2 separate regions of the Homo sapiens genome follow, and region 1 is linked to region 2. A link is an interaction called in ENCODE POLR2A ChIA-PET data of the cell type or tissue named here. Cell type or tissue: A673. All regions are shown on one strand. Each heading gives the region's core, and the rest is flanking DNA. Links, peaks and the distances in the headings are about the cores only. Region 1 overlaps XIST (X inactive specific transcript). Region 2 overlaps FTX (FTX transcript, XIST regulator).

What was found. ChIA-PET counts read pairs that join two places held together with the same protein. Peaks named below come from ENCODE experiments on the same cell type or tissue, not always from the same donor. Only the 100,000 strongest peaks of a DNase experiment are listed, where the experiment ranks them.
Region 1: POLR2A ChIA-PET joins it to region 2 with 6 read pairs; 2 of 35 experiments call an interaction of 5 or more read pairs at or near these places.

Annotation. Positions count from the first base shown.
Region 1 is chrX:73,835,197-73,851,137 of GRCh38, forward strand. It overlaps XIST (X inactive specific transcript), which reads right to left. Exons shown (of 6, transcript NR_001564.3): 1 at 6,186-15,941; 2 at 2,244-2,307. Among named protein-coding and RNA genes, the nearest start is that of XIST, 9.5 kb to the right of the region's middle. RefSeq lists an enhancer at 15,643-15,692. In A673, for the core only: a CTCF peak has its summit at 15,345 (motif pointing left); DNase peaks (open chromatin) are centred at 14,095 and 15,375; H3K4me3 peaks cover 3,225 bases.
Region 2 is chrX:74,258,468-74,274,408 of GRCh38, forward strand. It overlaps FTX (FTX transcript, XIST regulator), which reads right to left. Exons shown (of 7, transcript NR_028379.1): 5 at 15,875-15,941. Among named protein-coding and RNA genes, the nearest start is that of MIR545, 21 kb to the right of the region's middle. In A673, for the core only: no CTCF peak of the experiment used is centred there; no DNase peak of the experiment used is centred there.

The DNA of each region.
Region 1 (15,941 bases), core at 11,802-15,801, 420 kb before region 2:
TTCACAATACTCTCATTTCACTGTAAGGATAGTTTAGATCAGCTATATGACTACTTCATAATATAGGACCACGTTGCCAGATTAGTGGCAAATGTTCTAGTTTTGTTGCCTGGGGATTACAGAAAAGAAGAGAAGCAAACAATATATAAATGTGTTTTGTGCCAAATGAAAGTGAAATAGCATTGCTATGTGCTATAATGGCAGGATTTAAAGCAGTTTGAAAACAGCAGTTTGGTGAAGTGCATCAACACAGCATGTGATATTACAGACACGCCACTCAAAAGAAACTATAATACTATAATAGTAGTGCCATATTTGCATTTTAGTTATCTATTAACTACTAATTTGTACATCTGCTATGTTTTATAGTTGTATTATAGATGTAGGCAAACAGATTTCATTCCAGGTTTGTTCATACACTTTAACTTAACAATTATTCCCATAAACCTAAATAGTACATAATAATATTTTTCTTTTACAGAAAACGTTTAATCAAATATAGCAAAATATTAATTGTAGAATCTAAGCAGTGATTATGTAGGTGCACACTGAATAATTCTTTTCTTGAGAGAAAACCTCCCTACTATCAAACTTATTATACAGACTTGAGAAACACTGTCTCAAACTAATATCTAATATAAAATATTAAAATTATACTCAACATAATTTCATGTTATTTTAAATTGCTGATTAATATGCAATGCACATGACAATGCTGTTAATCAGGGCACTTTTTGTAACAGCACACCAACTTTCTTGACTAAAATTGAAAGGTTAAAAATTATATTTGGGTTACAATTGCCAAGGAAGACATCTACTCCTTGGGTCTTAAATAGGCACTTTGGAAGGCTAGCTGGAGGTCAGTAAATGAACCTTTCCTATCCCACGTGTGAACATGCCTTTCCCTTCCTTTCCCACCTCCAGTGTTCTCAGGGTCCTTTAGCTCTTAGAAAAAAACGGAAAGAAGAAATGCATACCCAAGGAACAGCTTACCTGGCGATATCAGAATAATTTAATCTGAAAATCAATGTCAAAATGTGGATTGAAGTAAATTCTGGTTCTTAAGATAAAGTTTGTTTCTGCAACCTATTTTACGTTTCAAAACTGGCAGAAACATTTAGGGCAGAAGGGTCATTTCTAGTTTCAAGAATACCCTACAGCTAAACTCTCCCTAAACTTAACCATAGAAGCAAATGTCAAACACTCACTACCGTAATATTAACAGAAAAATTTCCCAACCAAGCCAGGTTTCTCACTGTAGAAATGGGAGGTAACAGATAAGCAAGGAGGTGAGACTATAATGATCCATGTGGCAATGATTAGAGTTGGAGACGTAGGTATAAACACATTTAGTTTAATATAGATACAGATGGTTATATATATTTATAGCTATGTGCATATACACACGTTAGAATGCAAATATATATCTCCTTGCTCTTGTCAACTGAAAAGGTCTTGAAGGAATGACACTCCAGTAGTAATGAGCGCACCTAGCATTCACTTCTTGATTTCTAATATTACTCTCCAATAAAAAGTATCAAGGCTCCTTGCAGAAATACATCATTTTAGGTCCAGGCAGGAGATATGCAAATGAGTCTGAAGCATGTTGTAGTTCCAAAAATAAGAAAGTGCTCAAACAAAAAACCCACATTCATGGGGTTATATCAAAGCCAAATGAAAGACCTCCCAATGGCCAAAGCTGGAACAATTTGAACAACAGAATAAAGTAATACTGTATTATAACCCAGAGTATAAAATATCCCTGAGATCATACTGATATAAATGACTGAATAAACACAATACATTGTGGAGAAAAGACATCCTGTGCAAAAGAATTCCAAATAATTTATGTAAATACTCTGCCCTCAATGAGGTGGAAGGTAATTTCCCATTCCTTAAGTGCTGGCTGCACATAGTGACTTCCTATGTGAACAGTATAGTAGGGAAATGGAGAAATAAAGACTAATTTTACGCTGGAGAAACCTGACAAATAGTACCTCAGACAGGTGATTAAGGATAACATAAACAGTGATAAGTCATGTTGATAGTATGTACTCTTGATAAGTGATAAGAATGGCACTCTACCTTTGTGGTCTTCCTCCTAAACACTCATAAACCCAATCTAGTCATGAGAAGAACATCAGACAAATTCCAATAGAGAGACATTCTATAGAATACTGGACCATTAGTCCTCAAAACTGTGAAGTTCATCAAAAACAAAGAGTCTGAGAAACTGTCATTACCAAGAGGAGCCTAAGGAGACATGACTACTAAGGACACATGCAGCGTGGTATCTTCAATGGGATCCTGGAACACAAAAAGAACATTAAGGAAAAACTAAGGAAATCTGAATAAAATATGGACTCTAGTTAATAATAATGTATCAATATTGGTTTGTTGTGACAAATGTACCAAACTAATGTAAAATGTTAACACTGGGAAAAACTGGGTGTGAAGTACACAGAAACTCTATCTTCAGAATCATTCTGTAAATCTCTACACTGTTCTAACATTAAAAGGTTATTTTTTCTAAAAATCTCCCAACCAGTTGCTGAAGACTTATAAGACACAGTTTTTAAAAAGCAAGCAAAATGGAACCTAAGAACTGGTAAGTCTATGTTCCAGATTTTTCTACAGTACGTACCATCATTGTTTGCAGATCTGATCTAAAGACTTACTCTCTTTCTTTTCTGTTTATATGGATTTATAATAGGTAATTTTGATGTTAAAATATACAAGGCCCAAATAACCAGGTATCCGTAATATCAAAAAGTTATTTTTTAAAAAAACATTAGCAATTAAACTTTGTTTTTGTACATCAACAGATTTCCTGGAAAGACCTAGTCAATCTGCTGTAAAAAATAAGTCGTAAGTTAGTAGCTAATTTTCAGTCAAGGGAGATCTATAAGGCTGGAAAACTTTAATAACATATAGATTGTAGAGTGATTATATCCCATCACTGTTCAATGCCAATCACACTAACAGCATACTATAAAATATACTATGCCACTAGTTTTCAAAGCTATGGGTAAAGTAACATAGATAATTTTATAATGGGACCTGGTAAAGTACAGTGATGTTCCAGTCATATCCCTATTTTTAAATTCTTATACGCACTTGATTATGTAATAAGAGGGTATTGCTTGGGTCTACTGCATAACCTCTCATGTTTCCGGGAACACTAGAAGACTAGCATTCTAATTGGTTAAGGAAAATAATACTTTAAGTCTACCCATAATTTAAGAAGTCTAGCACCGGTCAAATTTACATTTTGTTTCAGTTTCTCATCCTAACATGAAAAAAAATAATCAAAAGTTATTTCTAATATAAACATCAAAACAGTAAAGGAGAGGCTTCTTTACCAAACTCATTTGTATAAGATGCAGAAGAAGCCCAAGCTCCATGTATCAGTACTCAATTTGGAAAGGTCAAGGAAGAGCTATCAAGTAAAGCCTAAGTCACCAACAAAAACATGACCAACTCGACAGCCTAATACACATATATATAGTGATATATAACTGTACATGGCCACTGAAGTTTAACTTGTTAAATTCAGCAGGCCAGCTATGTCTTAAATACATGAGCTCCAACTTGAGTTGGATTTTTGAAGGAAACCTGTGTAAAATGCTACTTGCCTACAGCCCAAAATATGGTAGTGAGAATATCAATTTTCTCCCAATCCAGTCTTTAAGACAAGGCAGAGGAAGGCATTAGCTCTGTTTAACTGACACATCATTACTCTTTGCCATCCAAACTGATAAGGTTTGGGGGAAGAGAAGAGGCATTAGCTCAGTTCAGATATAATCATTAGTTTCTTTCTCTTTAAGCTGGTAACGTATTTTTCCAGGATGCTTTCACATATAAGAATATTTTAGCAGTCAACAAAGGTCAACTCTTAATTCATTACTTTAAGACATGAACTCCCTTCAAGCTGTACATTTGATAATCAGGGCACAAACACCCTGAAAAGAAATTATGAATGCCTAATCACAGCAGCCCTGGGTCTCACAGTCTTCTGTAATTTAGGGAGGTGGCTAGAGAAATGGAAGTTACAGAAAGATAAAGCTGAAAGAGGATATGAGAAAATGGTCAGAAAACTTCCTCCAATCCTACATGTTAAGGTTTTATAAAGGGAAAAGTCAGAAAAGAAATGACAATAATCATTTAAAGAAATGCCAAAAAAGTTTCCTTCATTAGACTTTTGAAAATTTTCCAAATCACAAAATGTCATTTTCAGGGATTTAGGTATTTGATATAAGCCCCTATCTTATTTCACTAGCAGTCTCGAGATGGTCAGATTGATGGTGATCTGAACCAAACTCAGAGCCAGGACTAAAGTCTAAGCATTTCTGCCCAAAACCATAATGATTTCCTTCTGCATCCTCCATAAGAAAGCAAATTCCTTGATATAAATCCTGTCTTTGGTTTTGCTATTTATTCCAGCACCTGGTACAATAATATTTGTTGAACTAACACAAGAATTATCTCTATTTTGAAGATGCCCACATTTCCAGAGCATCCCTTTTTACAATTGCTAGAGATTTTTCTTAAGGGTGGAAATTATTTCAAGCAATGAATTTAAATACAGCTTCAAGATTCACCTTTGGATGCTATCTAGTATAATCAATCCACCTAAAATCAAGCCATCCTTCCTCTTGACTTAAGGTACAGAATCACCTCCAAATTCATTCATTTAAAACAAATTCCAATAATAATTATAATTGTATGTTGACAATGAATGACAATTTAATTACCAATAGAAGATTTCATAAGCATAGACCAGGGTTTCTCAAATTGGGGTGATAACCCTGGGGATTTGTGAATATATTCTAATGGATCCCCAAGTTCTACATAAGTTATATAAAACACATCTTTGACAAAGACAACGTGAAATTGGAAAACATATTTACATTTCAAATATCTTTGTTAAGTCAGTGTTCCTCAAAACACATTTTTTTAGGATCTCAGAAAATTTTGTTCCTTTAGAAGGTGTTTCATCATGAAGCATTACTTGGGTTTGAGAAACAATGGCACAGACCATGTTTCCAAGAAGGTTCAAGACCATGATGTATATAACCCTCAGTCAGCCAGACAATGTTGTTAAGCATATGGAGTGGGGCTGGGAGGCATGGAAACAAGCCCTGAGGAAATATGGATATGAATTAAAACGGGCTATAAGTGAAGCCAGTTCACTTATATGGTTCTTGTTGCTCCTGCTGTGATGCATGAATGTGCACCAGAAAAAAAGTTTCGAATGTTATGTTAAACAATATTTTGTCAGCTGGAAAACATTAAGGAGGCTAAGCTTCTTTTAGCTTTACGAAAGGTGGGAGGAAAGAAGGTATATAAACTACAGCATAAAGTAGGCAAGGAAGGTCAAGGTTTTGACTTCACTTCTCCACTACCCTCTTGGCAAAAAGGTTCCAAACTTAAAAAGTATCTACGATATGCATTATCCATGGTCATCTGTTCTTGGGCAGAAATGTAGTAAAATTGTGGAAGGAGCCGAAGTATTAGATTTATGCCCTCAATCTCTGAACTTTAAAATACTCAAGCTTATGAGATTTAGCAATCACTAATTTGCCAACCTTCGCAAATAGCCAAACACAATGGCTATGCTCTATCCCTTTCATCTCTTTCCATGGCTCCAAAAGAGGTAAAAAACAAATGAAATTAAAATAAACCAACTGGACTATCCAGATGGCTGCAATATTAATCCTATCTTGGCTTAAAGAGAAAAAGCAAACCCACTTCCTTAAGTTTATTCTATCAACTTCAAATCCTTGTGGGTTCCCTTCCTAAAACTACTACTTATGATTCACACAAAACAGCACTTATTATTTTCTAAAGTTATTTCAAATGTGCTCACATTAGCTCCTCAACGATAAAATCATCTCAGGAATGAAATTATATAGGATGATATCATTCCTACCCAGGTTATCAGTGTAACCTAGCATAGAGCTGGGTCCACAATATTAATTCTACAGTTCTGCTGGTTAACTCACATATGTGTATTTATGCATGTATGTATGTATCTATTTCTCTCTCTATATATATATATTGCAGATGAGGTGGGAAGAAGGAAAGAAACTTACTGGACCCTCTGACTTTTCTATAGGTGGCATCTAAGAGAAAGAAAATAGAATAGGAAAAAGATTACTTAATAGCTACGAAGTAGTACTTACAGTATTCTAAAGAGCCAGAGACTCTTCTTTACAGCTGTCCGAGGAGCTAGTAGGGCAAACTGCTCCCTGAGCTGGGCCGATCTTTTGACATCCTTCTCCGAGAAACAATATTCTTTTTCAGTTATTACAAAGAACTGCTGTTGTGATGACTAGTTATTTGCTTGAGCAGTTCCATATTACATAATCCTGTGCCACAAAACACCCTGTACACTAGTGGCTGGGATATTATTCATTTCCACTAGGCAGCTATCTCACTGTTGAAATTTATATCCAAAAGAATATTTAATTTTGGCTTATTTTTCTTATAAAATAGGGAACTCGTCTTATCATTTTTAAGTCCTCACCTCAGTGTGGTACTTCAAACTACTTCAAATTATTACTATAATTAAATGCTTCATTTTATATAATAATTAATAAAAAAGGTGGCATATGCTTTTTAAAAGCACCTCTGCATATGTTCCCTCATTTAATCGTTTTACTGCAATCTTCTTGAAATAAGTAGGGGCAGGTGCTCCAGATGAAGAAATTAAAGGATTATAAAATTTAGGTAGTTTTTCTAAAAGTGAATGCTGGTAAAGCCCACACAAAGATACTGGTCTTAAGAGTTCCACTCTAGAATATCTTTGATATTAAAATAGCAAGAGTCAGTGTTCTATCCACAGACCCACCACCCTCAGTTAAAATGAGAGACACTGGTCACCAGGTACATAGTATAAATGGATATTTTGGCTTCAAAAAAATAATGACCAGGTTATCGAGTCCACCCTACAATCCAGATGTCTTTCTTAAAAAAATTTTTTTAATAATAATAAGCAATTTTTCTGGCTGTATCCTGGCATTTGGCACTTTACAATAACAATATACAAAGGGGACAACAAGAGATTCTTAACCAGGCAATCTGCTCTGGAAAGAAGAATGCAGAGAAAGTGCCAACCTTCCTTCCTGGGGAGACAATTTTATAGTGTACACTGGAAACACAAAATAAAGGATGGCAATCCAGCTCCCTGGGTCTGACTTGCCTTCAGTATTTTGCACAGTAAAGCAGTAACACAGGTGGGCAAGAATGGTTCTTGTCCCCAGAATCTGACAATAATTGAAACTAGGATCATTAATAAATGAAAGAAAATGAGTGAAGGCTTATCCACCTAGTTCAGGCCTGCTTTTCATAGTCAACACTGCACCAACACACCAAAGTGGTAGGGAGATCTTGGACTGATGGGCTGAAAAATGGGACAATCAGTACTGTGTTTATTAATAACACAGAAGGGGCTTTGGGTAGTCAGCATACTCAGAAGCAATGCGAAAGGAAGTAGAGGGGTTCATGTATAATGGGTGGGACCAAGGAAAGTGCAACTGAGAATTGTTTAAGTCCAAGAGAAAGGGCCTTGTCTGGTCAACATTACCCAGCAAAGAGGCAAAAGGGGCAGGGCAGAGGGAAGGGAAGAGGGAGACAGCACAATCTTACCTAATAGCTGCAAATATGGACACCTGAGATTGTGAGCAATAGTCTGTAAAAAGGGGCCAAGGGCACACAAGGGGCAGAGAGAGGGAAGACTTCGTATATAAAGCATGACACCATGGCTACCTGTGATTTTACACACTGGCGCAATGCAAAAGGGTTGGGAGTATGGACCACTGTTTGATAGACAAGTGCATGGAATACTCCAATGCTTATACTTTATTATGCCATGGGAAACTAAGGGTGGGGTGGGGCGCTTGCTTAACAAGGTCAGGGAGGGAGAAAACCATTGATAACTGCCATTGTGCCTATTAACAGTCCCAGGAGAAGTTTTGAGTAGTCAGCAGCCCCTGCAGTAATGCAAAGGGGATACTAGGGCATAATATCCCACTCTACCAGAAGGAGACATATATAATTGCAAATATTCACATTAACAGTACAAGGGGCCTTAGTGGGTCAGTACCCCCGATGTAAGCAACGAGGAAGCAGGAGTCTTATCTAATGATCAGTGCCCTTGATAATTGTTATTAATGCTATTAATTGTCCAAGAGCTGAGATTATGAGTAGTTAACACTTCTCAGCAGCAATCCAAAGGGTAATGGGAGGAACATAGGGTCTTTTTCTCCTACACAGGTCCACAAATACAATTATGACATTAATATTAAAAGAAAAGGGTTCATTCATAATTAACATGCCCCTGATGCAAGGGGAATATGTGGAGATCAACTCTTAGTCTAAAAGAAGAGGTGGACAATTGCATTAATGCATATTAAGTCCAAAAGAAGGGGCACTTAGTGAATATCATCCCCCTGCTCTAAAGCAAAGGTGGTACAGGAACATGCTTAGAGAATTGAGTTTGTGCACATGAACATTCCAAGTGACAGTCTTGAGTAGTGGGCACTACCTGCTAAAAACACTAAGAAAGTAGGTAGGATCCTTATCTAGTGCACAGATCAGGAGCAAATGTAATTGCACATATTAACAGTCCAAAACAACAGGACTTTGGTTGATCAGGACACCCTGTTGTACTACAAAGGAAAGGTGATGGGGTATGACCTTAATCTACTGACAAAGACAAAAGAAAATTTCAATTATATGTTGATAGTCCACCAGAAGGGGCCTTGGAGGGAAACAGTATACCCCACAGTAATGCAAAAGAGGTATAATGGTCCTAGAAGTGATAGGGTTGTGGACAACTGCAATTATTCACATTAACTGTTCAAATGTAAAGATCATAAGGAGTGGGCACCCACTATTGAAAAGAGGTGGGGCATCCTTGTCTAGGGCACAAGAACCAACATAAATGCAATTATGCATGTCAACAAGCCAAGAAAAGGGGACTTAGGGGGTCAGCAACCCTGGTATACTGCAAATGGAGGGTGAGAAGGTAGAACTTTGTTTAATTAGGATGAACCATGTGGTGATTACATACATTAATGTCCAAGGGACATTGTTGTGGTCAATTAAAACCATGTACTTTGGACAAATATAAGAATCTTAAAAAGTAGTGGGTACTCCTTGTTGAAAAGCAAAGGGAGTCCATGAGAAGGTGCCCTTATCTAGTACACAAGAATATAGACAAGCCAAGCAAAGAGGCCTCAGTGATCAGCACCCCAGCTATACTGCAAAGGGGGTCTGAGAGTAGGACTTTATTCAAATAGGATAAGCCATGTGCAGTTATGCACATAAATTTCCAAGATGCATGGTTGTGGTCACTTACAATTGTGCACCTTGATTGTCCAAATGTAAGGGTCTTATGGAGTGAGCACTCCCTGCTGGGAGGAAAAGAAAGATTATGCGTAGATGGGATGGGGCAGAGGAGGCTTCCTTGTCTAGTACACAGAAACCTGGACAAATATAATCACACACATAACAGGCCAGGAAAATGGGCCTTGGTTATCAGCACCCCTGCTGTACTGCAAAAGGGGTCTGAGAGTAAGGCCTTATTCAGATGAGATAGGCCGTGTGCAGTTACACACATTATTGACCAAGGTGCATGGCTGCGGTCACTTAGAATTGTGCACCTTGACTGTCCAAATGTAAGGTTCTTATGGAGCTGGCACTCCCTGCCAGAAGGGAAAGGAAGATTGAGGGTGGGGTGGGGCAGGGGAGGCTTCCATGTCTTATACACTGGAACCCAGACAAATATAATCACATACGTTAACAGGCCAGGAAGAGGGGCCTTGGTTATCAGCACACCTACTGTACTGCAAAAGGGGTCTGAGAGTAGGACCTTATTCAGATGGGATGGGCCATGTGCAGTTACACACATTTATGTCCAAGGTGCATGGTTGTGGTCACATACAATTGTGCACCTTGACTGTCCAAATGTAAGGGTCTTATGGAGCGGGTACTTCCTGCCAGAAGGGAAAGGAAGATTGGGGGTGGAGTGTGGCAGGGGAGGCTTCCATGTCTATTACACAGGAACTGGAACAAATATAATCACACACATAACAGGCCAGGAAAAGGGGCCTTGGTGATCAGCACCCCTGCTGTACTGCAAAAAGGGTCTGAGAGTAGGACCTTATTCAGATGGGATGGGCCATGTGCAGTTATGCACATTCATGTCCAAGGTGAGTGCCTATGCTCACTTACAATTGTGCACCTTGATTGTCCAAATGTAAGGGTATATGGAGTGGACACTCCCTGGTGGAAGGGAAAGGAAGATTGGAGGTGGGGTGTGGCAGGGGAGGCTTTCATGTCTATTACACAGAAACTGGGATAAATATAATCACACACATAACAGGCCAAGAAAAAGGGCCTTGGTGATTCAGTACCCCTGCTGTACTGCAAAGGGCATCTGAGAGTAGGACCTTATTCAGATGGGATGGGCCATGTGCAGTTACGCACATTAATGTCCAATAATGTCCAAGGTGCATGGCTGTGGTCACTTATAATTGTGCACCTTGATTGTCCAAATGTAATGATCTTATGGAGGGGGCACTCCCTGCTGGAAGGGAAAGGAAGACTGGGAGTGGGGGTGGGGGCGGGGGGAAGGCTTCCTTGTCTAATACACAGGAACCCAGACAAATATAATCACGCACATAACAGGCCAAGAAAAGGGGCCTTGGTGATCAGCACCCCTGCTGTACTGCAAAAGGGGTCTGAGAGTAGGACCTTATTCAGATGGAATGGGCAAAGTGGTTATGCACATTAATGTCCAAGGTGTATGCCTGTGGTCACTTACAACTGTGCACCTTGATTGTCCAAACGTAAGCGTCTTATGGAGAGGGCACTCCCTGCCGGAAGGGAAAGGAAGATTGGGGGTGGAGTGTGGCAGGGGAGGCTTCCATGTCTAATACACAGGAACCGGGACAAACATAATCACACGCATACCAGGCCAGGAAAAAGGGCCTTGGTGATCAGCACCCCTGCTGTACTGCAAAAGGGGTCTGAGAGTAGGATTTTATTCAGATAGGTTGAGCTGTGTGTAGTTATGCAAATCCATGTCTAAGGTGCATGGTTGTGTTCACTTAACAATTACGCACCTTGACTGTCCAAATGTGAGAGTCTTATGGAGTGGGCACTCCCTGCTGGAAGGGAAAGGTGAGACTGAGGTATGTGGAGAGGACCCTCCTTTTCTAGTGCATAGGATCCCAGACGATTATAATCACACACAACATGCCAAGAAAAGGGGACTGCGTTATCAGCAACCCTTCTGTATTGCAAAAGGGGTCGGAGAGTAGGACCTTATTCACATGGAATGAGCAGTGTGCGATTACGCACATAAATGTCCAAGATGCATGCTTGTGGTCACTTACAATTGTGCACCTAGACTCTCCAAATAAAAGGGTCTTATGGGGTGGGCACTTCCTGCTGGAAGGGAAAAGTGGGGATGAGGGGAGCACTTTCCTTCTCTAGTGCATAGCAACCTCGACAAATACAATCACACATATTGGGAGGCCAAGAAATGGGGCCTTAGGTGTCACCAACCATGCTGTCCTTCAAAAGGAAGGATACTGATGTAATTGTCATTAGGCACATTAACAGTTTGAGAAAGGGGCCTTAAGTGAATAGTACCCCATGCAATAAAGCAAAGAGGGTGTGATAGGTCAGAAACCCAAGTCTAATTGAAGGACCATTGACAACTGCAATTACATGCCATCTACAGTTCGAAGAGAAGGGCTTAATATTGATTAGCACTCTCTGCTTTGATAAGTACAGGAGTCCTGATAAAAGGCACAACTGTATGCAACTGAAAATGTGTATATAACACCTAAGATTATGCACGCTAACTTTACTAGTCTAAGGGTCTTAAGTAGTAGGTACTTCCAGCTGGGATGTAAATACAGTGGGTGGGGTCCTTACATGGTAAAAAAGTACAGCAGCAAATATAAGTATGCACATTAACAGTCCAAGAGAGTGAATTCAGGCTAGTTAGAAGCTCCTGCAGTAATGCAAATGGAGCAAGGAAGCGGGATTCTACTCTAACATAGGGGCACATCAACTACTGCTAATTATGCGCATTTAAGCAGTATAAGAGAAGAAGCACTAGCTAGTTAGCACTCCTGCTGCTTTGCCAAGGAGGTGTGAGGGGGATGGGATTCCAGGGCAATTGTCTTACTTTTTTTTTTTTTTAATGTTGGCCAGGCTGGTCTCAAACTCCTGGCAGTAAGGGATCTTCCCACCTCAGCCTCCCAAAGTGCTGGGATTACAGGTGTGAGCCACCACACCCGGCCTCAGGGCAATTTTGCATAATAGAAATTCAAGAAAGACTTTAGGAAATCAGTACCCCCTTCTATGATGCTGAGAAGTCAAGATATTAGCTTGATATAAAAGCTAGATATTAGCTTGATATAAAAGACTCAGTTCTAATCAATTAGACATTTGAAATGTCTTAGACAATTGAAATCAATTAGGCAATTGAAAATATGCACATTAAGAGTCATGGATAATTAGAAATACACATTAAGAGTCCCAAGAGAAGGACTCTGGGTTTCCAGCATCCCTTTCTATAATGTAAAAGGGGTAGAATATAGGTTTAAAGGGAGAGACCATGAACATTGGAATTTTGCACATTCATAGTCCCAGGGAAAGGTAACATAGGTAATTAATATCCCTTGCTGTAAAACAAGGAGGATAAAATGGATCTGATCTGAAAGACATTGTTGTGATCAGTTGCCATGGTTCACATTAACTATCCTAGTGCAAAGGTCTTGACTAGAGGTCATCCACTGCTGAACACTAGGGAAGTGAGTGGGGTCTTTAGTGCACAGGAAGAGGGACAAATGCAAGTAGCACATTAACAGTACAAAAGAAATGTCCTTGTGATTAGCACCCTCTACTGTAATGCTAAGAGGGTGTGAGCAGTTGGGATCTTAATTTAATGGAAAAGACCATAATTGCAATTATGCGCATTAACAGTCCCAAGTACCCCCTGCTGTAAGACAAAAGGAATATGAGGGGATGAGACCCCAGACTAACAGCAGATAGGGAAATTGCATTTTGCACATCAATAATTTCTGGAGGAGGGGCATTAGGTAACCAGCACCCTCTTGATGTAAAGCAAAGATGATGCAGGGACCTTGATATAAAAGACTCAGTTCTAATCAATTAGGATTGTGCACATAAACTGTCCTAGTACAGAGGTCTTGAGTAGTAAGGGTCCCCTGCTGGAATACAAAGGGAGTGGAAGGGTTAGTGCACAAGATCGTGGACAAATACAATTATGAACATCAATGCACAAGAAGAGTCCTTGGGTGATCAGCCCACATTGTAGCGTGCAAATAGGATACAGAGTCCCTTTCTAATGGACAGGACTCTGGACAATTGCAACTGTGCAAATTAACTGTTCAAGAGCTGTTATTGAATAATCTGCACTCGTTAGCAACATCCCACAGAAGGTGGGATGGGGTGAGAATCCATTTTTATTGCACAGAACCATGAATATATGCAATTATGCATATCAACTGTTTAAGAGAAGGAAACTTGGGTAGTCAGAACTCAGCAGCAATGGCAAAGAGGACATCCTAGACTAATGAGTGGGACTATGGGCAATTAGTGTTTTACATATTAATGCAAGGTGGTAGGTAGTTCACACTATCTAGGAGCAATGATAAAGGCATACACATAAGTGGGTCTTCTCTGTTACGCAGAACCATGAATAATTACTATTGTATCCATTAATATTCCAAGGGAAGGGGCTCTAAGAATGAGTCAGTCCCACTGCTGTTATGCAAAGATGTTTGCAAAGGCCATAGTGTAACTAACAGAACTATGGATAATTGGGATTTTACTCAATAATTTAAGAAACTCTTAAATCTCAGGTAGTCAGCGCTGCCTCAAGGCAAATGCAAGGGCGACTGGTAGTCTTCATGATTAATGGGTGAGACAATTAGCAATTACTACTTTGTTCTTTAATTGTCCAAGAACAGCAGGATTCTCCAGAAGCACAGCAAAAAGCGCAGTAGGGTGCCTTTGTTTAATAGGCAAAGCTATGACAATTGGGACTGAGCATTTTAACTGTCCAACAAAAGACGGGTTGTCTGCGACCCCCTGCTGAATGCAAATGGGGTTCAGAGTGCTGTCTAATCCAATGGGTAGGATTATTGGCAATTAGAATTTTACTCAATGCAAAGAGTTTTAGGTGGCCAACACAGTACACAAGAAAAGATCACTACTCAAAATTGGGACTGTGACTACAGAAGCAATGACAGAGAAATGGTTTCTCCTTTAAGGGCAGGGGATCGAGAAAATGATAAGTAACTCAAATTGTGGGCAATAATGCTCTGATAGAAAGCTCTCAATTGACATTCCCTAACTTCAACGTACCGAGTAAGGAAATTCTTTGTCCTGAGATCACAGACAAATGGGATTGTATGCATTAACTGAAAATGGTCAAGGAGTCAGTACTGAAGATCAGCAATGCCAAGGGTAAACGGAATATCCCAGTATAATAGGATAAGCAATGGACAACTTATTTTGAGCACTGAATCAATGAAAATTAGAGTGACTTTCGAGAGAAGCTGGGCGGGACTGAGGAACTAGGACTGGGACTGGGGCTAGGGCTGGGGGGTTAGGGGACTGGGGCTGGGGCAGGGCTGGGGCGGGGTGGGAGTAGGGCTGGGGCTAGACTAGGGGTTTGCTGGGAGCAGGGCTGGGGAGGAACTGGATGCTAGGCAGGCAGGATACAACGAAAAATTGAAATACTCCAATATAATAAGTCTGAATAGAGGACACCAGACCACAGCAATTCAAGTTTCCTGTCTGATAAGTAGGTGATTAGTCAATTAGTGCAGCATCAAGGATGGGAACAAAGCAAGGCCTGGACCTGTGTAAACCTTCAAACACTCTTTTTTACATTAGGTCATGAAGTTAAATTTTTTACTGTTTCTGTGCTACAGACTCTTCAAAGGAAAATAGTTAAGTCAATTTCAAAGAAAATGACCAGCACATTTTTAAAACATTAGAAATGATTTGACTTTGACTATCTACTGCCAAAAAAAGGTTAAGGAATTTGTAATGAGAAGCTAAAAACTTTAAGGAATTTTAAGGAACTCAAAACAAAAACTCATTAAATGTAATTAAAGTGAATTCTACAAATAAAGCCTCTTAATACATTTCTATAATAGTCACTTAAGACTTAAATTCAAACACTAGCAAACCACAAAATCAGACTGTATGACTGACATCCAAAAGATAAATATAAATCAAAATCCGACCCCAGCATTAGCCAAGGGGTAGGTGTTCCTCTTGAGGAAGGCAGGAATTCCTCTTCTGCCACCTGTTGGCCAACGATCATCTGTGATCCATTCTGGTCCTTGCCACGGCTCACCACCATGTCCACACCAAGCAGGCCTGGAGCACTGCCCATGGCAACAGTGCAGTGCAGGGCAGACCAGAGGGGGGTAGGGGGGTAGGGGGGTAGGGGGGTGGGGAGGTGGGGGGTGGGGGGTGGGGGTGGGGAGTTGGGGGGGTTGGGGGGTGGGGGGGGAGGTATACTTAGCCTTAGGTGAGGCACCAATACAGAGGAATGGAGGGAGGTTCAGACCACACAGCCAGATATCCAGCACTGCAAGAGGCAGCACTGGACAGGAGGGGACAAATAAGAGGGGACAGAGGTGGAAAGGCTAAATGTCCTTGAAAAGACCTTGAAAACACCTGGTGTACCGCCCACTGGGAGACATACACGTGGCCCCTCCACTTCTTTCTCCTGACTGGCTAAAGACAGCTGCGAAGTGCCATGCTAATTCACCCAGGTCTTCGCTGAGTAGCTGGACAGTGTGTCATCAGTCTAATTCCATCTTCTGCTCTAATTGGCTGTGATCAATTCCACCCCCATTTCTAATTGGTTGGGT
Region 2 (15,941 bases), core at 4,265-8,264:
TATTTTACCAAGGCTTTGACTGAAAGGGTGTGTTTCCCTTTAAGGAATCAAGCTTGACATGCAAAGCCAATAAAAGCCCCTTGTGGAGAACTGGCCTCATACCTTGTCTGCACAGTCCCCACACAGGGTTCCTAACCTGTGGTCAGTAAAGAATGTCACTTTCTAACAGGTATAGAAGCTCAGAGTTTATCTTGGGAACTCAAGAGGAGAGGATCACCCAACTCACAGGTATTAAAGGATACAACCCATGGCTGGGCTCGGCTTTAAGTCTTATCTGAAATTCCTTGTGGAACAGAGTTTCATCAAAGCCAATCCAAAAGGCCTATGTAAAAATAACCATTCTTGCTGCACTTTATGCAAATAATCAGGCCAAGTATAAGACTAAAGTTTATTCATAGTTTTTACCAAAAATGAGGACTGGAGAGAAAAATTTTGCCCCAAAGCTTATCATAAATTTGTCATTAAAGCCTACTCTCATTAATTGTTTTTAAGCTTTTTGCCTATGTTTTAGACTAACCTTGCTTATTCCTGTGAATCACGTGGTGATCTTCTGCAGCTTGGAATAAAAGAATAGGGATGGGTAAGGTAAAAATGTGAATCAATATGCTAGTTCTGGGCAATTATCTTGCAAATTCTGCCAGATAATTAAAGTAAGTGCCCATAACCTGGAGGTTTCTGTTTGGGAAAATAAAACCAGGGAACTTCATAGACCCCCAAAGGGGAATTCTAATATCTTGGCAAGTAAAATTTTAGATGGAAATTACCTGCCACACCACATTTGTGGGAACTGCTGTCCTCACCCTACTATTTGCAATAGCGTTACACATGGTACCACCTTCTAACTGAAATATTGGACAGAGAGTTTCCATTGCTGTAGTATTTTGCTTAATTATTATCCTTATAGCAAGGATAATAGTTGACAAAAAGGAAGCATGAAAGTTTTACTATCACTGAGTCTGCTAGGACTTTTTATTAGGTTTAGTAATGTAGTTTTAAATGAAACATGCTGCTTTTGGATTAACAACTCTAGTAAAGTAGAGGAAAATCTACGCGTACTTAGAAATCAAATCAAAATTATTGACAGGCTCAGGGAAAATGCCAGCTTCAGCCCGAGTGGCTACAATCCCTCTTTAATAAATTCCAGTCTTCTTTATGGAATTGGTTAACCCCTTTATTAAGCACTCTCTTGCTTATCTGTCTTGTATTGATATTTGGACCCTGTATACTCAATATTATAACTCAAATTGTTTCTTCTCGCCTAGAAGCAATCAAACTTCAAATGGTGCTGTAAACTGAACCACACGCCATTCTTCCGAGGATCCTTAGATCGACCCCAGAAGGAGCCTTAGCTGCTGTTCCCCATTCGATGCCCCTTTTCAGCAGGAAGTAGCCAGAAAGAGTCATCGCCCCAAACCCCCTAACAGCAGTTAGTGTGGCATCTCCACAGGGGGGAATGTTGTAGGAAAAGGGGTCCTTGGGAAGTTTTTGTTTGTTAAAGCACCTCTGGAAAAGTTTCTTGCAAAGCCCTGGCTCTCAGAGCCAGGCCAGCAACCATTGATATGCAAATGCAGGCCATTAGAAACTGGGCCCACCCAAACATGGAGATGCCCCGGGCCTTCTTGCCCTTTCCCCACAGGTTCCTGGCAACATGGCCACCCCCACATATCCCCACGTGTGTAGACCATCATGGCACCCTACATTTGCATATTAAAAGGCTAGAGTGGGAGGGCCAGCTTTTTCCATGGGCCATGTGAATGAAATGCCTAATCAAACCAATCCCCTGAGCCCTATGCAAATCAAACACCGCCTCCTCCAGCCTCTGCATATATACCTGGCTGGTATGGTTAGCAGGTAGGGACCTCCTCTTTCGGCTTTGTATCCCCCCTCCCTCTGCCTCTGTATAGGGGGAGCTTCTTCCTTCTGTCTTCTCCCTTCCTTCTTGCCTATTAAACTCTCAGCTCCTTAAAACCAAAAACAACAACAACAAAAAAACAGGAACTCATACTTTTCAATTACAAATAGTGCATGCAATCCACCTACTTGGATGACTACAAGAAGTTTAGAATCTTTCCGTGGCCCATCGTAGCTAACTGCATAGACTTGACCTCCAGCAACCATGCCTCAGGACCAAGATAAAGCATATGCTGCTATCTCTAAAATGACAAAGTTGGCTGGGTGCGGTGGCTCAGACCTCTAACCCCAGCACTTTGGGAGGCTCAGGCGGGTGATCTGTTTTAGCCCAGGAGTTTGAGACCAGCCTAGTTTGAGATCGGCCTGTGATACATGGCAGAAACCCCGTCTCTACAAAAAAAAATCCAAAAAATTAGCCAGGCATGGTGGTACATGTCTGTAGTCCTGGCTACTCAGAAGACTGAGGTGGGAGAATTACTTGAGACTGAAAAGTTGAGGATAGTGAGCCATGATCATGCCACTGCACTCCAGCCTGAGTGATAGAGAGAGACCCTATCTCAAAAAATTAAGAAATTAAAAAAAATAAATAAACTGACAAAGTTCGTTATCTAGGTACAGTTAAAAAATGAGGGAGGTTCTCCTAACAAAACTATAGTAACTGATTATTATCATATTATCTTCTCTAACACCTCCAAATGCATATTCCTCCTCATGCCCGCTTTGGAACCATGCTATCAGTATTTTTGTTAGGCTTTTTTCCATGGGTATGAACCATATTTCAGAGTCCTGAGAGTATTCACTGCACCTTCTATGACTAAAATTACATTTGGTAAGGAAACAATTAGTCAACTGTGCAAAGATAAATTATAAGGACAATCAGCACAGCTGACATAAGAAGATGAATAATCTTCAATGTGCCAGTTTATTAATTTACTACAATATACCCATCAATGTAACCAGAATACTTGTTTCCATATAAAGCATACATTCTTTTCCTATAGCCAAATTATAATCATAAAATTGCTTAATTAAGCACAGAATCAAAACAGGTGTCATAATTAGATAAAATATATGCTCAATAATATCAAAGAAGTCTAGCATTTAAAAATCTATACAAAGGCCAGGTGCGGTGGCTCACGCCTGTAATCCTAGCACTTTGGGAGGCCGGGGCAGGCAGATCATTTGAGGCCAGGCATTTGAGACCAGCCTGGCCAACATGAAGAAACCCCATCTCTACTAAAAAATACAAAAATTAGCTGGGTGTGGTGGCACAAACCTGTAATCCCAGCTACTCAGGAGGCTGAGGCATGAGAATAGCTTGAACCTGAGAGGCAGGGTTTGTAATGAGCCGAGATCTTGCCACTGCACTCCAGCCTGGGTGACAGACTGAGACTCTGTCTCAAAAAAATAAAAGTAATAAAAGTCTATACACCAAAAGTTTCATAGTTTTAGTTGAGTGACAAGATTATAGCTTATCTTGACTATATTTATTTCTTTATGTGTTATCTGAATTATTTATTAGTATCTCTTTACCTTTTTTTTTTTTTTGAGACAGGGTCTTGCTCTATCACCCAAGTTGGGGTGCAGTGACGCGATCATAGCTCATTGCAGTCTTCAACTCCTGGGCTCAGCAATACTCCTGCCTCCGCCTCCTGGGCTTGTGAAAGTGGCAGGTAAATTTCTAAAACGGTCTCATGACATTACTTCAGACTATAGCATCTGGCTGACATTCTAACACTGCTGCTTCAGTAAGAGTTGGAATAGTATAAACAGAAGCATCTTCAGAAACGTATATATAAGATGAAGGGCACATGTGCTTAGCGGCCAAGATGTAGAAATGCAATATGAACACATCTGAATCAAGTGGTGGCCACACTCACATTCCCATCTAAGGTAAACTGTTCCACCTATAGTTCTGGAGAACATAGTTCTGGGAAGCAGTCCTAGACAGCAATGATTTTTAGAATACGATCTGCCTTGTAGTCCAAAGCAGAAAGTATCAGGTGTGGGGGACACTTTCCAAGTGCCATTATATATCATTAAAAGATTCAAAAAGTGACTCCCAAGCAGGGCAGAGTTATGCCACTGAAATTCTTACACTAAGGAATAAAGTCTATGAAATGCAAAATAAATAGAATCTGTGAAATGCAAGAAAGCTGGAAAACATGAAATAAATACCTTTGGGCACTATCTCATACACTGGGGCAACAAGCAACATTTAATTATGAATAGCTGAAAATTGAAGGGGAAGCAGAATGCAGACTAAGCTAGGAGGTAAAGTAAAGGTTGAGTCAACAATGAGGAAGGCACTGAACAAACACACAGAGGAATTAAAAAATGTTAAAGGTGGTATACTAGGATGGATGACACAAACTCTTGCGCTGACATTCCCAGATCTGTCTTGGAACTAATTTCCAAACTCAGGAAACTGAATTAAAATTTTTCTTTAAATTTTAATTGTCTTTACTCAAATTCCTTACTTGAATTCTTATGAGATCCCTGTCCATCTTAGAGGCTGACCAAGCCCAGCCATGGGTGGTCCAAATTGCTTAGGTGGTCCCAATTGCTTGGCTGGCCCAAGAGATGTCTGGTTCTTAACAATACAAGAGCCTATAGAAATTGCTAAAGGGATTTCAGCCACAACTGAAGCTCACCAAGAATGAGTTTTCTGGAACTGGTTAAAGTGTCACAGTAGGGAGTAAGGAAATAAGAATCCCCACCAAACATAAGAGAACAGAATGATAATAGTCCCTACTAGTCCATGACAAGGCTGCCAATTAGGCATTTAAAGCTATCAAAGATGATGCTGTGAGGGACCTGGCAACTTTTGTAATAGTCTGACTTTAAATGTTTTATTAATGGCCAAGCAGCAAATATTTTAGGATTTGTAGGCTATATGGTCTCTGTCCCAATTACTCCATTCTGCTACTGTAGCATAAAAGCAGCGATACATGACACACATAAGAATGAGTATGAGGCCGGGTGCGGTGGCTCATGCCTGTAATCCCAGCACTTTGGAAGGCCAAGGCAGGTGGATCACCTGAGGTCAGGAGTTCGAGACCAGCCTGACCGACATGGAGAAACCCTGTCTCTACTAAAAATACAAAATTAGCCGGGCGTGGTGGCGCATGCCTCTAATCCCAGCTACTTGGGAGGCTGAGGCAGGAGAATCACTTGAACCCGGGAGGCGGAGGTTGCGGTGAGCCAAGATCACACCATTGCACTCCAGCATGGCCAACAAGAGCAAAACTCCGTCTCAAAATAAAAAAAAAAATGAATGAATGTGACTGTGTTCCAATAAAACTTTATTTATGGACACTGACACTTGAATTTCTTGTAATTTTGATGTAATTAAGTTTTATAATTCTGATTTTTTTTCAACAATTAAAAAATGTAAACAACAGTCTTTGCTCACAGACTGTATAAAAACAAGCGGTTGGCCAGATTTGGCTCTTGGGCCAGTTTGCTGGACCCTGATATAGAGAACTGGGAGGCTGCATCAAAGATAGTCCTTTAACTTACTTTTGTTTGAAGATGCTGTATTTTAATATTCTCAAGGATATTCTGATGTCCCCAAGGATATTCAGTGTAAACTGCCTACTTAGTGAAATATTGTTGCTCTATTTTTCTTACCATTTTATCCACTTTAAGTATATACAGTTCAGTAGTATTAAGTATATTCACATTTTTGTGCAACCAATCTCCAGAACTTTTTCATCTTGCAAAACTGAAACTCTATTCCCATTAAACAATGACCCTTTTCCCCCTCCCCCGGCCCCTGGCAACAACCCTGACACACCCTGGCAACTACTTTCTGTTTCTATTAATTTGGCTCATGCTTCAGGCTACCCCATACCATCATTCTGGGACACAAGAACTAGACAGCAATTTGTGTTACTATCTAGACTGGCAGGGGTGAATACATTAGAGATTCCATACATGAAAATTGTAATATGTTAAGGGGCTCTAGTTTAAAAATATGTAAATAGCCAGGCGTGGTGGCTCACCCCTATAATCCCAGCACTTTGGGAGGCCAAGGCAGGCGGATCACTTGACCAGCCTGGCCAACATGGTGAAACCTCCCATCTATACAAAAATACAAAAATTAGCCAGGCATGATGTCGGGTGCCTGTAATCCCAGCTACTCAGGAGGCTGAGGCAGGAGAATCGCTTGAACCCAGGAGGCGGAGGTTGTAGTGAGCCGAGATCGTGCCACTGCACTCCAGCTTGGGCGACAGAGCAAGACTCTGTCTCAAAAAAAAAAAAATTATGTAAATAATATTAAATTTAAGTAATATATAAATATGAAGAAATGCCTGTCTGCCTGGCGGCCGCATAATAAAATACACCTGTCACATCAGTCATGGTGTCTGACAACACACCCTCAGCCTTCTAAGAAAAACAGAATTGCACAAAATTCTTAATACATAGCCATAGAAAATAATGTTTTATTTCATATGGCACCAAATCAAAGGACAACCATAGGTTAAGCCATAATCTTATGACAGAATCTGAAGTGAGAAGCTCTAGTCAAAAAACAGTAATCTGAACCAAGGAGACTGTTTGGCTCCCAGAAATTTGAATTGCAGAACAAAGAATCACATAAATATCAGCAAAAACTGAAGCTGAAAGATTTCCCAAAATAAAAAATAAAGGCATGAGGGATGCATAAGCATGTTCAGTTGTCATAATAATTGGATTGGGGTCACCACTGACACTTAGTGGAAAGCAGTCAGGGATATAAGATATTCTGCAATGTAGCAGCCAGTCCCTCAAAGCAAAAAATTGAAATATACCATCAGACTCATTACAAATTCAAATTAGTACTTTGGTACATAAGAATGAAAACTTTAACATGAAGTGATACAAAAGCTCAGTAATTCAGGATGTTGTTAGGAAAATGAAGTTCAAAACAGAATAGGTGGCAAGGCACAGTGGCTCACGCCTGTAATCCCAGCACTTTGGGAGGCTGAGGCAGGCGGATCACTTGAGGTCAGGAGTTGGAGACCAGCCTGGCCAACATGGTGAAACCCCATCTCTACTAAAAATACAAAAATTAGCTGGGCATGGTGGTGTGTGCCTGTAATCCTAGCTATTCGGGAGGCTGAGGCAAGAGAATCGCTTGAACCCGGGAGGCAGAGGTTGCAGTGAGCCAAGATTGTGCCACTCCATTCCAGCTGCATGCAGCTAGACTCCGTCTCAAAACAAACAAACAAGAAGCCCAGAATAGGTGCATGGGCTTAAGATTTCATTACTGTGCCAAATTACAAATCTAGTTGAAAAATTGAGTCTAATACCAGTTACTGCTTACTGTTAAGCTGACAAATTTAGTTACAAATAAGAGACACTTGTTCAGGGAAGGTAGAAAACTGATGAGGTTCTTAAAAGCTTCCTTGACTCCCTTACTATGCTGAGGGGATTGGCCACCCAAATTCTCTAATTAGATTCTTGTGAAATACAAGATTGCCAATTGTCTTATGTATAGCTTCACAACCTCTTCCTCGTACGTGATTCTTTTTTTTTTTTTTTTTTTTTTTTTGGAGACAGGGTCTCGCTCTGTTGCTCAGGCTTCAGTGCAGTGGCACTATCATGGTTCACTGCAACCTCCACCTCCCAGGCTCGAGCTATCCTCCTACGTCAGCCTGGGACTACAGGTACCAGCCACCATGCCCAGCTAATGCTTTTTAAAATTTTTAGTACAGGCAGGGTCTTACTATGTTGCCCAGGCTGGTCTCAAACTCTTGGGCTCAAGTGATCCACCCACCTTGACCTCCTGAAGTGCTGGGATTATAGGTAGGAACCACCGCACCTGGCCTGATTGTTTTCTTTTTTTTTTTTTTTTTTTTTTTTTTTCATTTTTTTTTTATAAATAGAGACAGGGTCTCACTATGATGCCCAGGCTGGTCTTGAACTGCTGAGCTCAAACGATCCTCCCGCCTTGGCACCCAAAGTGCTAGGACTACAGGCATGAACCACCGCCATGCCCAGCTAATTTTTTTTTTTTTTAATTTTTAGTAGAGACGAGGTCTTGCTATGTGGCCCTGGCTGGTCTCGAACTCCAGAGCTCAAATGATCCACCCACCTTGGCCTCCCAAAGTGCTGGGATTACAGAAATGAGCCACCACACCTGGCCTGATTATTTTTAAATGGCAGCAAGAACAGGGTTGGACAGCAAGGGCAAATCACACAGTATGTGGCATATTCAGAATTGGTTGTGAGTTTCCAGTAGAAAGCACTGAGAATATCCATAGGGCAAAATGGAATACTAATAATCCTCATTTGCCTTTGCCTTTGTACTGGAAACCAGACCTTACTTAAGCCCACCAAAGGCAAGGTTTGGGCCTGCCACAGCGGATTTCAAAAAGACAAAGCAATGCAAGCCACGTGTTCAAAATGCCCTAAGTGGCTATTCAGGTAATATATAAAAGTAAGACCAGGCTAATTAGTATACAATGGGGTAAACCAGAGAGCAGAAAGCCCTTCTTTAAAATGAGCCTACCACTGCTTGGCCTCAGTGTGAATTTAGACCCCATCTTCTGATATTTCAGGAGAAAGTAAAAATCTAGATTTTTATCTAAAATCTTTTTAATTTTTAAACAGTCACCTGATTTTAACGAAATACTATGTGTGCACAATGGAACTGTCTACGGGAATGATCTAGTCCAGAGGATACCAGGTTCCTCACAATGTCTTATAAAGTTGTTTAACCCATAGTAAGAAATATTATACAATTATACCGGACCAAAAACATACATACATACAAATATGTAGCTGGGACAAAAATTTCACAGAACAATACAGTCATCCCTCGGTATCCATGGAAGACTGGTTCCAGGAATCCCTACAGATTCTAAAATCCATGGATATACACGTTCCTTATATAAAATGGTATATTTACATATAACCTACATATATCTTCCCGTCCCTTTAAATCATCTCTAGATTACTTATAATAACGAATACAATGTAAACACCACATAAATATATTGTATTTTTTAAAATTTGTATTATTTTGCATTGTTGTATTTTTTTCCAAATATTTTTTATCAGTGGTGGTGGAACCCACAGATAGGGAACCTATGGATACAGAGCACCTCCTGGTGATGCCTGATGATGCCCTTTGCCAGATGAAGGCTGGTATTTTCTTTGCCAGATGAAGGCTGATATTTTCTTATTTTCTTATCTGTATTCTATCTTAATCTATTCTTTCCTAATCTATTTCATTTTAATATCCACAACTGCATTCAAAACTGTGGCCCAGTTTTAAACACTGCACAAGGGAAACTGCCAAGCCACTGGCTGAGTTGAAGAGGTAATGGTACATAACCATGTTTTGTACCACATGAGAAAAAGGAAACATTACAAATAAGCCAAAACTATAAAGAAACAGAAGCTATGAGGTTATAAAAGCATTTATAAGCATATTCTGTTGGCCTGAAACATTTTAAAACAATTGAAGCTGCCCTCCCAACCCCATTGGTTCCAGGATCCACCACAGATATTCATGACCTTTATAGAAAATGTTCTAGTAATTGCATACAACCTATACACATCCTATCATATACGTTAAATCATATCTAAATTAAAAAAAAAAAAACCTGAAGCCAATCAGGCTTTTTGTAGACAACTGGTAATCTTAGGCAGACATTTCCACTAGGCAACAATCAGCAGAAGTACTAAAGTCTTCCCTTTTGGAGGAAATATGTATGTCCCAATTACACACAATGTCAAACACTCCCTACTATCCTCCTAGTAGCGTCAGTTGCCCTTTACCATCCCATTTGCACCCTTGTTTATATTTTAAAGAAATCGCTCTTCTAATGTCTCTATCAAAAATGACTGAACAAAAGATCACCCCCCTCACACACACAAGACAGTGTTTCAAGAAAAGAAGAAAACACCAGAACCATCTTATACATTTATGGCATCTGGATCCTACAGGCATTTGCAATTGCAGTCCTTGAAACAAAGAGAGAGAAGTCCAACAGTCAGTTGTTAATGGATACTTTATAAGCTAAGCTATAAGAAACAAGCAAAGTAAAAGCAGCAAAACAGGGTAATCATCATATTAATGGCAGAAAACAAAAGTGAAGATCCACAAACTGTTGCTGTGGGTATATAAATATCTTAACTAAACTGGGATACAACAGGCCTAGTAAATTTGTCTTTTCAGGAATTGGAATCGAGCTATTAAAAGTAATCACAGTTCGCAAAGGAAACTGAAGCTGAAAGGATACACAGCAAGCCAACACAATGCAGAGGTGAGGTCAAGAGGGTCATAAGCAAGCAAAACTTATGAGGAAGATGAAGCCATAAGTAAGCAGAACCTATAAATAGGCTAAAAATATGAGATGGAGGGCTGGGCGCAATGGCTCATGCTTGTAATCTCAGCACTTTGGGAGGCCGAGGCGGGAGGATGACCTGATGTCAGGAGTTCGAGACCAGGCTGGCCAATTTGGTGAAACCCCATCTCTACTAAAAATACAAAAATTAGCCAGGCATGGTGGCTGGTGCCTGTAATCCCAGGTATTCGAGGTTGAGGCAGGAGAATCACTTGAACCCAGGAGGCAGAGGTTGCAGTGAGCTGAGATCTTACCACTGCACTCTAGCCTGGGTAACAGAGCGAGACTCCGTCTCAAAAAAAAAAAAAAAGAGAGATGGAGAAAAAACAAAGTGGATGGGCGAGCCAATATTTAAAAAGCAGAAATTATAAGACACCAAAGATAAGCAGAGAGGCCGGGTACAGTGGCTCACACCTATAATCCCAGTACTTTGGGAGGCTGAGGCAGGCGGATCACCTGAGGTCAGGAGTTCAAGACAGGGAGAAACCCCGTCTCTACTAAAAATACAAAATTAGCCAGGCGTGGTGGCGGGTGCCCGTAATCCCAGCTGCTTGAGAGGCTGAAGCAGGAGAATCGCTTGAACCCAGGAGGCAGAGGTTGTGGTGAGGCGAGATTGTGCCATTGCACTCCAGCCTGGGCAACAAGAGCAAAACTCCATCTCAAAGAAAAAAAAAAAGATACGCAGAGAGACAAAGTAGCTCAGTTAAATAAATGGCGCAATGCTAATGGAAAGATGTACAAGCTCTGGCTGCTGAGTTTTCTAGAGCTTCTCTGAATCCAGTTCCCATCCCTAACAGGCATAATCACATTAAGGTCCCCCTAAACAGGTGTCCCTTGGTATCCACAGAGGAACTGGTTCCAGAATCCCCCGCAGATATTCAAATCTTTTATATAAAATATTCTAGTAAATGCATACAGCCTATACACATCCTCTCATATACTTTAAATCATCTCTAGATTACTTATAATACCTAATACGATATAAATGCTATGTAAATAGTGGTTATACTCTATTGTTTGGGGAATAACAACTAAAAAAAGTCTGTATATGTTCAGTACAGACACAACCATCCATATTTTTTAGCCAAATATTTTTGATCCACAGATGGCTGAATCCACAGATGTGAAACACACAGACACAAAAGATCACCTGTATGTGAAACTGCATGTGATCCAAGTCACCATTATTTCCCCACAGGTGGCCTGCAAATAACCTGTCATTATGTGAGCTCAACAGAGAATCTGTTTCTAGCAATCACAAGTGCCTAACCAATAGTAAGAAGCAGAACAGCCCCCTAAGAGGAATGCAGTTTAGGAAGCTGGCTACGAACCTGAAGAGAATCCTCTTTGTTTTGATGATGTTGTGCAAACCAGCTTGTGATATCATGGAACTTTTAGAACTTTTACCCAGGGGAAGGTGAGTCTTTAAGAGACTTGGTAGATGCTGCAATCAAGCAGCTTTAAAGAGCTAAACCAGATAGAGTGAATGTGTCATAGTGTTACCCACACCCAAAATCTTTCTAAAGAAAAACTTCCTTAGCCAGGCAAACAAGCCTGCTAAGAAAGCATTCTTATGACCAACTACCCCTCCTCCAAATCCAAAGTTGATCAGACCAAGGGAAAGTAAAGCTCAGACTCAAAGGCATATGTCTACACGCTGATCAACAGCCTATGACTTGTAACATGAAAGCCCTCCCCAAACAAGGATGACGTGAGAAAATTAGATTAAATTTGCAATTGGGAAAAACAGAAGAACAGAAACTCAGCTGAAGTGAATGGATACATGGTAAAAGAACATACCACAGCTACGTAAGAAGCATGAAAGATTTAAATAAGATCAACTTGTGAGGAATAGGCACAGGAGTCAGAAGCTATAAATAAGCAAAAACTGGCCAGGCATGGTGGCTCATGCCTGTAATCTTAGCACTTTGGGAGGTTAAGGCAGGAAGATCACTTGAGGCCAGGAGTTCAATAATAACCTGGGCAACACAGCGTGACCCTGTCTCTATTAGTTAAAAAATAAATAAATAAATAAATAAATAAGCAGAAACTATCCATTAGCAATGGGATAAAGAATAGAAATGAGGAAGTGAGTATGTAGCAAGAAGGGAGTTCATAGCAGTAATGTAAACTACTACATTCCTAGTAATTTACCAAATTAATTAAATAAAGACATTCCTAATAAACTTAGCTAAGTTGTCAAGTCAGAATACTATATTATGGGCCAGGCATGGTGGCTCATGCTTATAGTCCCAGCACTTTGGGAGGCTGAGGCAGGCAGATCGCTTTGAGCTCAGGAGTTTGAGAACAGCCTGGGTAACATAGTGAAACCCTATCTCTACAAAAAATACAAAAATGAGCTGGGCATGGTAGCACACGCCTGTATTCCCAGCTACTTGGGAGGCTGAGGTGAGAGAATCACTTGAGCCGGGAGGCGGAGGTTGCAGTGAGCCAAGATTGCACCACGGCACTCCAGCCTGGGCAACAGAGCAAGACCCTGTTTCCAAAAAAAAAAAAAAAGAGAGAGAGAATACTATATTATGATCTGGTGTAAGGGAAAAGGGAAAGAATACTGAGTGATGAGAACCAATAATGCCTATAACCAGTAACAAACAAAAAGTATCTGTGACCTCACAAAGGGTTGCTTAGAAAATTATAATCTCCAAACTATAGATCAGAATGTAGATCTGATACAACCTAACAGGCATATAAAATAGCATCAGGATATAAGGAGAGTAAGGTTGCAGAGTTAACTGTGAAACTGTCAAGTTCCAAAGATGGTTCAGGTACTTCTGGATGCTACATGACTGGGTTGCATTCTAGTTTTAGAGCTTGATTCTGGATACACTTATAGTAGCTGGATTGTGTTAGGCTAAAGCAATTTTGCATCATAAATAGGGAAAGAGATACATTTGCACATAGTAATCAGTAGGGGGAAATGTCCTAGACCTGCCAAATAGCAACTACTATCCCTGCGGTCTCAGGAAACTTAACCCACAGGGAATCAGATTCTCAGTTTAATGACAACTTGGCAACATGGAGAGTAGCAAGAGCTAAAGTCGATAGTCTGTAGAGAGAAAGATAATGTAGAAGGAAGGTCACACCTATAGTAGTTGCAAAAGCTCAAGTTATGAATGAGAAAAAAAATCTAAGTATTCAGTAACCAGGAGGTTAGAGGAAGACAGAGTATGAGGAAACCAAACTGTAGTAGGACCAACATGATACACATAAGGAGAGAAGAGCTTAATTACATTAATGATACCACACTAGAGTTGAATTCCATAAACTTCCTTAAAATGATCCAAATCACCCCATTTCTTGCAATGAACTCTGGATTGCAAGGAAGAGACCCTCAAAAGGAATGCAGCTATTTGGAATTGGTTATATTGAAGCAACAGGGTAGACAGCCAAGCAAAGTACATAATAGTGGTAACATGCAAAGCATCTTAATTTAGCTATCGCCTGTGCTCTCGGAAACTTAAAATTGTGAAATATGGAAACAGGTAATCAGTAGCAAAGATGAGAGGTGAAGAAGGTATTCTAAGAAGTTACAAGGGAAAATCAGAGGCATAACTATGAGAAAGCCCACTATGACGAAGCAGAAACTAGGTGAGCAGAAGTTGTAAGAGTACAGTGTCATAAAGCAGGTATTGGCAAACTACCGCCAATAAACCAAATCCAGCCCACTACCTTTTTCTGTAACTAGTTTTGTTGGAACACAGCCATACTCACTCATTTATGTATTGTCTATGACTGCTTTCATGCTACAAGAGCAGAAACCATATGGCCCACAAAACCTAAAATATTTACCACTGGGCTTTTTATAGAAAAAGTTTGCTAACTCCCCTCATAGAAGATAGCATAAGCCAATGGCAGGAAAACTGAAACAGGCTGAGAGAATATTTAAGTCATGTTAAAAGCAGAGCACTGGAGAAAAGATTTTTAAAGTCCTGCTGTTGAGAGCTCCACAAGTACCCTTACTACAACCCCCCAAACCCTGAATGTGCTGAACATTTAGAAAAATCAGTTACATACCACACACCAAAAAGGTTCCCAATGGGAAAGATTTGTATTTAAAAAAATAATAAAAAGTATAAAGGAATTATGAACTATAAAAAATATATTTATCTTCCTATTATAAAATGCAAGTGGAGAATAAACCATAAAGAAAAAGATATTTGAGCTACATACAAATTAATAATTTATAGGCCAAACTGGGGGAAATATCTGCAACATATGATAGACTAAAACTAAGTGTGAAAAATAAACTCAAAAATAAGACCCAAGATTTTTATCTGTTCTATCTTGTTAGGAATCAAAGAAATACAAATTAAAATATCAAAGGCCATTTTTTACCTTTACAATTGGCAAATTCTTCTGAAACCTTAACATAGTGTACTGGTGAAAAAGTTAAAAAAAAAAAACGGGCATTCTTATACACTAATAGAAGGACCATATATTTTATCCAACCTCAGGAAATAAAACACACATATGTACAAAAATTTATCTATAGAGTTATTCACTGTAGCACTATTTACACACAATTAAAAGAGCAGTAATTAAAACAAGGTTCCAAATATCAGATACAAGTTAAATTTTTACATTCATGCAGTGGTGTATTATGTGCCAATTTTTAAAAGATGTTATTAAAGTATATTTAATGGCATGGGATATATTTGAGATTGGTTCAGTTTAAAACAATAGGCAACAAAAGATTTCATTAATGACCCTAACATCAACAATTGAAAAAGACTGCCATCCCCCGCAAAACAACTCACTTTTGAACACAGAAAAAGGCCGGGCATGGTAGCCCACCCTGTAATCCCAACACTTTGGAAGGCTAAGGTGGGCAAATAGCTTGAGCCCAGGAGTTTGAGAACAGCCTAGGCAACATGGAGAAACCCCGTCTCTACGAAAAATACAAAAATTATCTGGGTGTGGTGGTGCACACCTATGGTCCCAGCTACTCAGGAGGCTGAGAGGTAGGAGGATCCCTTGAGCCTGGGAGGTCAAGGCTGCAGTGAGCCATGATAGCACCACCACACTCCAGCCTGGACAACAGAGTGAGACCCTGTCTCAAAAAAAATAAATAAATAAAGGAAAAAAATAATAAATAAAATAGAAAATAAAATTTGAAATATCAAATTTAGCAAATATAATTCAAAATTCTTGAAAACTATGAATCTGGCCGGGCGTGGTGGCTCATGCCTGTAATCCCAACACTTTGGGAGGCTGAGGTGGGCAGATCACGAGGTCAGGAGTTCGAGACTAGCCTGGCCAGCATGGTGAAACCCCGTCTCTACTAAAAAAAATACAAAAAATTAGCTGGGCATGGCGATGCACACCTGTAATCCCAGCCACTCGGGAGGCTGAGGCTGGAGAATTGCTTGAACCCAGGAGGCAGAGGCTGCAGTGACCTGAGATTGCACCACTACACTCCAGCCTGGGCGACAGAGCGAGACTACATCTCAAAAAAAAAAAAAGAAGACTCCGTCTCAAAAAAGTACGAATCTTCTTCCAGAAATGCAAAGTTGGTTCATTATTAGGAAAGCTATTAAACATAACAAATACAACAAACGATCAAAGAAGAATATTTACTTTCATATTCAACAATTGCTTACCTGAGATACCTGTTCCTTTGTCCAGATCACCTTTTGAGATATCAGTGGAAGAATTAATACTTCATAA